3 separate regions of the Homo sapiens genome follow, and all the other regions are linked to region 1. The links are chromatin loops, found by intact Hi-C in ENCODE. Cell type or tissue: PC-9. All regions are shown on one strand.

Region 1 (2,500 bases):
ATTTAGGTGAAATTAAATATAATGTAAAATTCAGTCCCTCAGTCACATGAGCCACACTTCAAGTGCTCAATAGCCAGATGTGGCCAGTGTCCACCCTATTTGACAGTATGGAGTTAGAGCACTTCATCATTGCAGAAAGTTCTACCAGACAGTGCTGCCCCACCACTTGGTAACCCTCTCACAGGACCATGAAGGATGTTCTGGAAGGAAATAAATTAGAGGCAAGGAGGCGTCACGGCCAAAGGTGCTCAGGGCCTAGCCTCAGACCATGTGTATTAGTCCGTTTTCACACCGCTGTTAAAGACACACCCGAAACTGGGAAGAAAAAGAGGTTTAATTGGACTTACAGTTCCACATGGCTAGGGAGGCCTCAGAATCATGGCGGGAGGCGAAAGGCACTTCTTACATGGCGGTGGCAAGGGAAAAATAAGGAAGAAACAAAAGTGGAAACCCCTGATAAACCCGTCAATTTCGTGAGACTTATTCACCATCAGGAGAACAGCACGGGAAAGTCCGGCCCCCATGATTCAGTTACCTCCCCCTGGGTCCCGCCCACAACACTTAGGAATTCTGGGAGATACAATTGAAGTTGAGATTTGGGTGGACACACAGCCAAACCCTATCACCATGCACAGAGGAGGAGCTCAATAAATAAATCTCTGACAGCTGGTGCCAAAGGCCTGCTGTGTGGCAGTGATATGAAGAACAGGACTGCCAGAGCTGGGGCTGGGGGCGGGGAGGCCAGTCATTGAGAGGAGGAGCCAGAACAGAGCCCAGGACAGCCTCTGCTTTCGCAGCATTTGAAAAACGTCCGCCGAAACAGAAGCTGGGGTATGTTTACACCTGAGAGGATGTAAGTGAGGAAACTGAGGCCCAGCGAGCTTAGCCGGCCTTCCCGGGAAACAGCTCACTGGGGACTGGCTGCACCCTGCCACTCAGAAGAAAGCTTTACAGGTTGCTCTGGGTGTTTTACATGAAATCTGTGTGACCCCTCTCTAGCCCCCTAATAAACCACTTGTGAGGCTGTTTCAGAACAAAATCCTCTCATCTAGGAGAGTTTGTCTCATTTCCTGCAAGTGCCTGAGCCCTGGCTCAGCAGATGCCCAAAATGTTCATGGTTCAGACATGAACTGAGCAGCTGCAGGGTCCTGTAATGGCCAGCAGAGGGCAGCACCGAACACGCCCAAGCTCACCTCGAGTTGCCCATTACTCGAGCAAGCGGGGGAAAATGGGCAAGTTTCCCCACTTTAAACGCCTTCTTTTGCAGGCTACAATTCTTTACTAGCCATTGCTTAGCTCCCAGAGCAGTTTCCCTTGGTAAGTGTGCTAGAAGTGGTAGCAATAAACAGTTACAATAATAAACCCAGCAGTTAACATTTACCAAGTGCCCACGATGGGCGGCAGTTCCTTATGGTGTTAGGATGACTCTGTATAGTGGCTACTGTCATCCACCTGTTCTAGGTCACAACATCTAACACACTTATAGAGCCCTTACGAAGCGCTGTCACTATTCCAAACTTTTTAAAATCCCCACAATAACTCTGCGAAGAGGGAACTAGTATCACCCCATTTGACAGATAAGGACACTGAATCACAGAGCAGTGAAATGACTTTGCTGAGGTCATACAGCTTGCTAGGGACCGGGCTGGGATTAGAGCCTGGGGTAGGACAAATATTGAGCCCAGGGTGCAGAGCCCAGCCCTTTCCCCCAACGGACAGTGCCCCCCTAGCCTGGCTCCACCCCGCGCACGCCTGTGACCCCTGCCACATGGGCTGCAGCTGTGCCTACCCCTCTGGGACCCCCCACGGCCATTAGACATCCTAGAGGAATCTCCCCAGAGTGCATTATGATCACATTAGCAGCAAGTACTCGCTTTCATCGTCATTTCAGGTTGAAGAGAAGCTTCAGGAGGATTCCAGAAGGAAATTGCTTCAGCTGCAAGAAATGGGGAACAGAGAGAGCGTCATTAAAATCAATTTGGAGAGGGCAGTAGGTCAGGTAGGCATGTTCCAGAGCCCCCCTCATTGGCCCACGCTCTCCAATGATTGCACCCAAGCAGCCAGTGGGGGTGAGAGAGGAGGACGCCCAAGGTAGAAAGACAGACGTGCGTTAATTCTCCCATTTATCTCATGAGCAGAGGCTGTCTGCAGCTCCCCACCCCCATGGACATCGCTTAACAGGTTTCTGCTGCTGGGAGGCCTCCCACTCGAATAGTTTACGATGACCCGAGACCCGGACCAGGCAGCCAATCCCGGCTCGATGCCTGCCCCCAGTTAACCGAGCTCCTTGCCCCCAGTGGTGTTTCTAGCATTTTCTCCTTAATGTTTTTAGTCCTGACATTTACCACAATCTTTCTTCCCCTTGGGCCCCAGCAGACATTACAGACAGTGTCTATAAGGAAATGCCACTTTTCTTAATAAGGTAAAACCCTGGAGTGTCCAAAGTGCGTGCTGGATGGAGAAGCTCCCGGCTGTGGGTGAGCCACTCCGACCTGGTCTG
Region 2 (2,500 bases), 100 kb after region 1:
GGGGGGCACTGAGGAGGGGAGTCCTCGTGACTTGGCTCAGGAAAGACTGAGTCCCTCACCAGGTGCTCCTGCACAGCCCCACGGTCATGTGGCGCCCGCCCAGCCCTCTACCAGGCAGCAAACAGGGACCAGAGATGGCAGGAGGCGCCTCCGCTGTGCCCCCCAGAACCCCTCCAGCTCCAGGTGGAGGCTGGACCACAGCAGCTTTGGCCTGCCTGACCCTCTGAGTCCCACACCTTCTACTGTCACAGAGGTGGCCACTGCCCACAGGGGCTGCTGGCCCATCCACCTCCACCCCAACCCTCATCCATCAGTGGGGCAGAAGCCGCAGGACCCTGTGTTCCCTCCAGGGCTCCCAAGACCCATCTTTGCTGTGTCACTTTCAACCACTGACTCACTGGCTCGTGAACTATTTATACCCCTCGCACAAATGCTCCCCTTGTGCTCCAGGCAGCCGTCTGTGTTCTGCAGCAGCCCCAGGACACGTTGGGGAGGGGCTGGGTACAGAGCAAATGTGCAAGTTTATGAGCCCAGCAGATCAAGTCTGGAAGCCCAGCTCCTTCCTTACTGCTGTGTGACTGTGGGTGGGTCACTTAACCTCTCTGAGCCTTGGTCATAAAATAAGGTTATTAGGAAAATTAAGTAAAGTAAGCAGTTCCCAGCATAAAGACAGATCTCAGTACATGGTTGCTATTAGGTGTTCAAAGTACACCTAACTAGAGAAGGCGAAAGGAGCTGGGGAGCCCGTAAGAAGGTGCAGAAATGAGACATATTCATGCAGAAGCTCAAGCGCCCGGGACATAGGGTTCTGGAACACATCCACCTGTGTTGCGCTGCTGTCACCAGCACTGTCACCCAGCCAGTTCAAGGCCTGGGGGACTGCACAAGCCTTCTTTAGGTGCAGAAAAACCCATTTTGGCTGGGCAAAGTGGTGCACGCCTGTAATTCCAGCACTCTGGGAGGCTGATGTAGGAGGATTGCTTGAGCCCAGGAGTTTGAGACCAGCCTGGGCAACATATTGACACCCCGTCTCTACAAAAAAAATACAAAACTTGGCCAGTCATGGTGGCATGCACCTGCAGTCCCAGCTACTTGGGAGGCTGAGGCGGGAGGATCGCTTGAGCCCAGGAGGTAGAGGCTGCAGTAAGCTGTGATCGCGCCTGGGTAACAGAGCAACACCCCGTCTCAAAAAGAAAAAAAAAAAAAAGAAAAACCCATGTTACCAACTCTGGGATCACTCTCCCCAGCCCCCATCTTGTCTTCCTCCTACGCTGTTCCCAGAGACCAGTAGGGCAGGTGTTTGGTTGATAAGAGAGCCCAGCTGGGCAAACAGCGCCTCGCCCTCTTTCACCAGGCTGTGTGCTCCAGGAACCAGTGGTGCCTTCCCAGCCAGGCAACAGGCAGAAAGGCCACCTAGACTCTTACTACACAGAAGCCAGTCAAGAGGGACTTGCCCCCAACCCCACCCCTGTCTCTGCCAGGTTGTTAGTGGTAGAAAAAAAGAGAACCTGAGAGTGCAGGGCAGAGGGGAGGCATCTCTATCGCCCGATGCTTGTTCCCGGCTTCCCCACCACCCCGCCAATCTCCGCCACTCCCTGCAGGCACTGCACCACACGTCCCTGAACACACCCAGGCTGCCTCCTGCCACCTGGCCCTGCCTCCTGCCCCCGTCCTGCTCTGTGCCCTCGACAAAGGCAGAGGCCCTGCCTTAGATACCCCTTCATTTATTCACGTCTTATTTCTTCATTACACATTTTTGAGCACCTACTGTGTGCTTTTTAACCTCCTTCCCAGTACCTAGGGCAAGCTGGGGGGCATGAAATAGACCCCCCAGTACAGAGGGTGCTGAGTAAGAAGAGTCATTTATCACATGGAAAGAGGCCGCCTTCCACACCCACGTCACATCCCCTATTCCAGTGCTTCTCAGCGGAGAATGCTTTTATCCTGCTGGGGACATTCGACAATGTCTGGGAGACATTTTTAGCTGTCACAACTCAGGAGGGATGCTACTATAAACATCCCACAATGCACAGGACAGCCCCTACGGCAAGGATTTGTTCTGTCCAGATTGTTTAAGGTCTGAGGTTGAGAAACCATGCCCTTGCCTGCAAGGTTCTGCCATCTAGGGTGGGGGTGAGATGTCCTCCAAGTGCCCATGGAGATGCCAGTAAGCCAGCTGGTCATGGAGGTGGTGAGTGAGTGCTCAGCTCAGAGCCTGATCCACCCTGCCGTGGTATTGAGAATTCCTTCTCGGCCAGGCACGGTGGCTCATGCCTGTAATCCCCATACTTTGGGAGGCCGAGGTGGGTGGATCACTTGAGGTCAGGAGTTCAAGACCAGCCTGGCCAGCATGGTGAAACACTGTCTCTACTAAAAACACAAAAATTAGCTGGGTGTGGTGGTGCATGCCTGTAGTCCCAGCTACTCAAGAGGCTGAGGCAGGAGAATCACTTGAACCCGGGAGGCGGAGGCTGCAGCGAGCCGAGATTGAGCCACTGCA
Region 3 (2,500 bases), 180 kb after region 1:
GATATGAGGGGCGCGGAATTCTGCCCCATGTTTTTTGCCTCTCAACTATCCCACTGCTTCTCACGGAGGCCCCCAGCCTCCAAAGGGGGGCCTCTTTGATCTGTGACAGCCATGTTTTTCTCCAGATTTTGTGGTTCATTGCTTCTGGTTGTTTTCTTGGTAGAGACTCCGGAATCTGCCCCAGGTGTCTGGGAATGACGTGAAACAGCACAGCAAGGAGGCCTGAGGCGTGAATGTGATGGTGCTGGGTCTGCCTGGCAGCCTGTGGGGGCGGAGGGATGCCTAAGTGGGGGATGCCGTTAAGAATGGCCAGAAGAGACAGGGTGAGCAGAGAGGCTGAGAAGAGACAGCAGATCAGAGCAGGGGGTGTGGGGGAAAGGAAAGAGGGGGTCAGGCGGGGCGCTAAGGCAGCTCCGTTCACGTGTCAGCCTCAGCCCACAAATCTGATGTGAAGGCCTTGCCTAGGGTGTTCTGCACTGTATGCATGGCTTGGTTCTTGGAGAGCCTCGGTTCTTAGAGAGCCTCATTAATGCAAAACTCCCCGTAGGGCAGGACTCATTCCCCACAAGAATAAATATACAGTAGGAGGAGATGTTCCCTCCGCACAGAAAATCCACGACCACTGCAGCATATTGTCATTGCTTTCTGTCTTCTCAGCCCGATCTCTCAAATCCCAAAGAGGGGTCACCCCAAAATTGACGGCTCAGCCTCAGAGAGGTGGCTACTTGGTTGCCTATCACGCTGACGTTGCACACCAAAGTTATCGACTTTAATGCACATTTTTCAGCCCTGGTGCTGTTACCTCCTAATGAATGGGTGGATGACATGTTGGAGGGTTTTAAAATTATTATTTAAAAATGATTTTTAAATTATTTATTATTATATTTAAATTAATTATTAAATGATTTTTAAATTAAATATTTTTAAAGTATTATAGTGAGTTATAAAATAGCAATACAAGAGTCCTCAAAACCCAGGACAGGTGTTCTGATGCATGTAAACAGACCCCTCGCCAGGCACTAGTGAAGAACGGGGACCTTTCTATTTCTGCTCTCAGCTGACGTGGCGCCACCATGTGGTAACTGCGTTAAGCACCAGGTCACGCAGCCTGCGGAGGCAAAGCAAGGACCCGACTCCAAAGGGATATCTTAATCACTGCATGCTGGCTTTGAAATCTTGCTGTTTTCTGTGAGTTTTGTTTTAATGATGGAAATCTACATTATGCCAAATTTGGCTCATATTTTTTTTTTATTTTTTATTTTTTTAGAGACAGGTGACAGACTGGCTCTGTCACTCAGGCCGGAGTGCAATAGTGTAAACATGGCTCACTGTAGCCTCGACCTCCAGGGCTCAAGCGATCTTCCTGCCTAAACATCCCAAGTAGCTGGGACCATAGGCACACACCACCAGGCCTGGCTAATGTTTTAAATTTTATGATAGAGACTGGTCTCAAACTCCTCGTCTCAAGAGATCCTCCCACCTTGGCCTCCCAAACTGTTGGGATTACAGGCGTGAACCACCACAGATGCTTTTGTATGGTTCTCCTTTACATTCAAATTAGAATCCACATGAGACGCAACCAGACTGTGGGCTCTGTGCCAGGCTGGGGGCCTGGCTGCAGGGTAGGCCTGGCCCTCCCCTCAGAGCTGACCAGGGGATAAGCCCATCTCAATACAATGAGACAGTGCTATGGTAGGGGAGGGACAGAGGCTGCAGGAGCACAAAGGCCAGCTAACCCTGACTTTGGCCAAGAAAGGGGGTGTTTAGGGAAGTGACAATAAATTGTAACCAGAAGGATGGATGATTAAGAGTCAGCCAGGTGCCAGGCACGGTGGCTCATGCCTGTTATCCCAGCACTTTGGGAGGCGGAGGTGGGAGTATCACTTGAACCCAACAGTTCAAGACTAGCCTGGGCAATATAGTGAGACCCCCATCTCTAAAACAAAATAAGTAAAAATGAATTTTAAAAAAAGAGTTAGCCAGGGGAGCAGGTAGAAGAGCAAGCAAGAGCCTGGACATCCTGGGAAGGCTGGGCCGTGCTGGGGACTCGGAGCATGCCAGGCTGGGGAAGGTGAAGTGGCAGGGGCCAGGTCACCAAAGGCCTTGGAAGCCCTGCTACTGAGTCCTAAGAGTGACAGCAGATATTCACGTGACAAAGGCCCTCCCTGCTGTTGAGACTGAGACTGGATGGGGCATGGGAGGAGCACAAGACTGACTAACTGTCCAGAAAGTAGGTATGCCTGCTCAGCCTGCATTCCTAATTCCCCTGCCCTTTCTGTCTTTCATTTGATTCATAGGAGAAAGAGGGACCGGAGGCTCCGAAGGAAGAGCATTGCTGGACCACACACTGTGGATAAGACAGGAGGTGAGGCAGAGCAGGGTTTCTACAGCCCCGAGAGTGGCAGCCTTCCTCACTTCCTGTTACTGTTGTCCTGAGGGAACTCTGCTGGCGACAGCGGGGTGGGGGACTCTTATGTGACACTGGGTCCTCCGGGGTGGG

Evidence for each region. Hi-C counts contacts between places; a loop is a spot of excess contacts. Peaks named below come from ENCODE experiments on the same cell type or tissue, not always from the same donor. Only the 100,000 strongest peaks of a DNase experiment are listed, where the experiment ranks them.
Region 2: it touches region 1 in a loop (6-fold over the local background); 103 of 110 quality-filtered maps call a loop at or near these places.
Region 3: it touches region 1 in a loop (7-fold over the local background); 44 of 110 quality-filtered maps call a loop at or near these places.

Annotation. Positions count from the first base shown.
Region 1 is chr1:15,322,561-15,325,060 of GRCh38, forward strand. FHAD1 (forkhead associated phosphopeptide binding domain 1) reads left to right here. Exons shown (of 34, transcript NM_001391957.1): 11 at 1,892-1,999. LOC124903852 (a long non-coding RNA gene) reads right to left here and starts at 522. Exons shown (of 2, transcript XR_007065481.1): 1 at 348-522. RefSeq lists an enhancer at 2,059-2,500. In PC-9, CTCF peaks have their summits at 1,173 (motif pointing right) and 1,379; a DNase peak (open chromatin) is centred at 1,157.
Region 2 is chr1:15,422,991-15,425,490 of GRCh38, forward strand. The region is part of intron 1 of EFHD2 (EF-hand domain family member D2); the gene reads left to right. Among named protein-coding and RNA genes, the nearest start is that of EFHD2-AS1, 12 kb to the left of the region's middle. In PC-9, no CTCF peak of the experiment used is centred here; a DNase peak (open chromatin) is centred at 1,331; H3K27ac peaks cover 1,642 bases.
Region 3 is chr1:15,500,519-15,503,018 of GRCh38, forward strand. All of the region lies in intron 6 of CASP9 (caspase 9), which reads right to left. Among named protein-coding and RNA genes, the nearest start is that of CASP9, 22 kb to the right of the region's middle. RefSeq lists an enhancer at 1-289. In PC-9, CTCF peaks have their summits at 1,078 (motif pointing left) and 1,280; no DNase peak of the experiment used is centred here.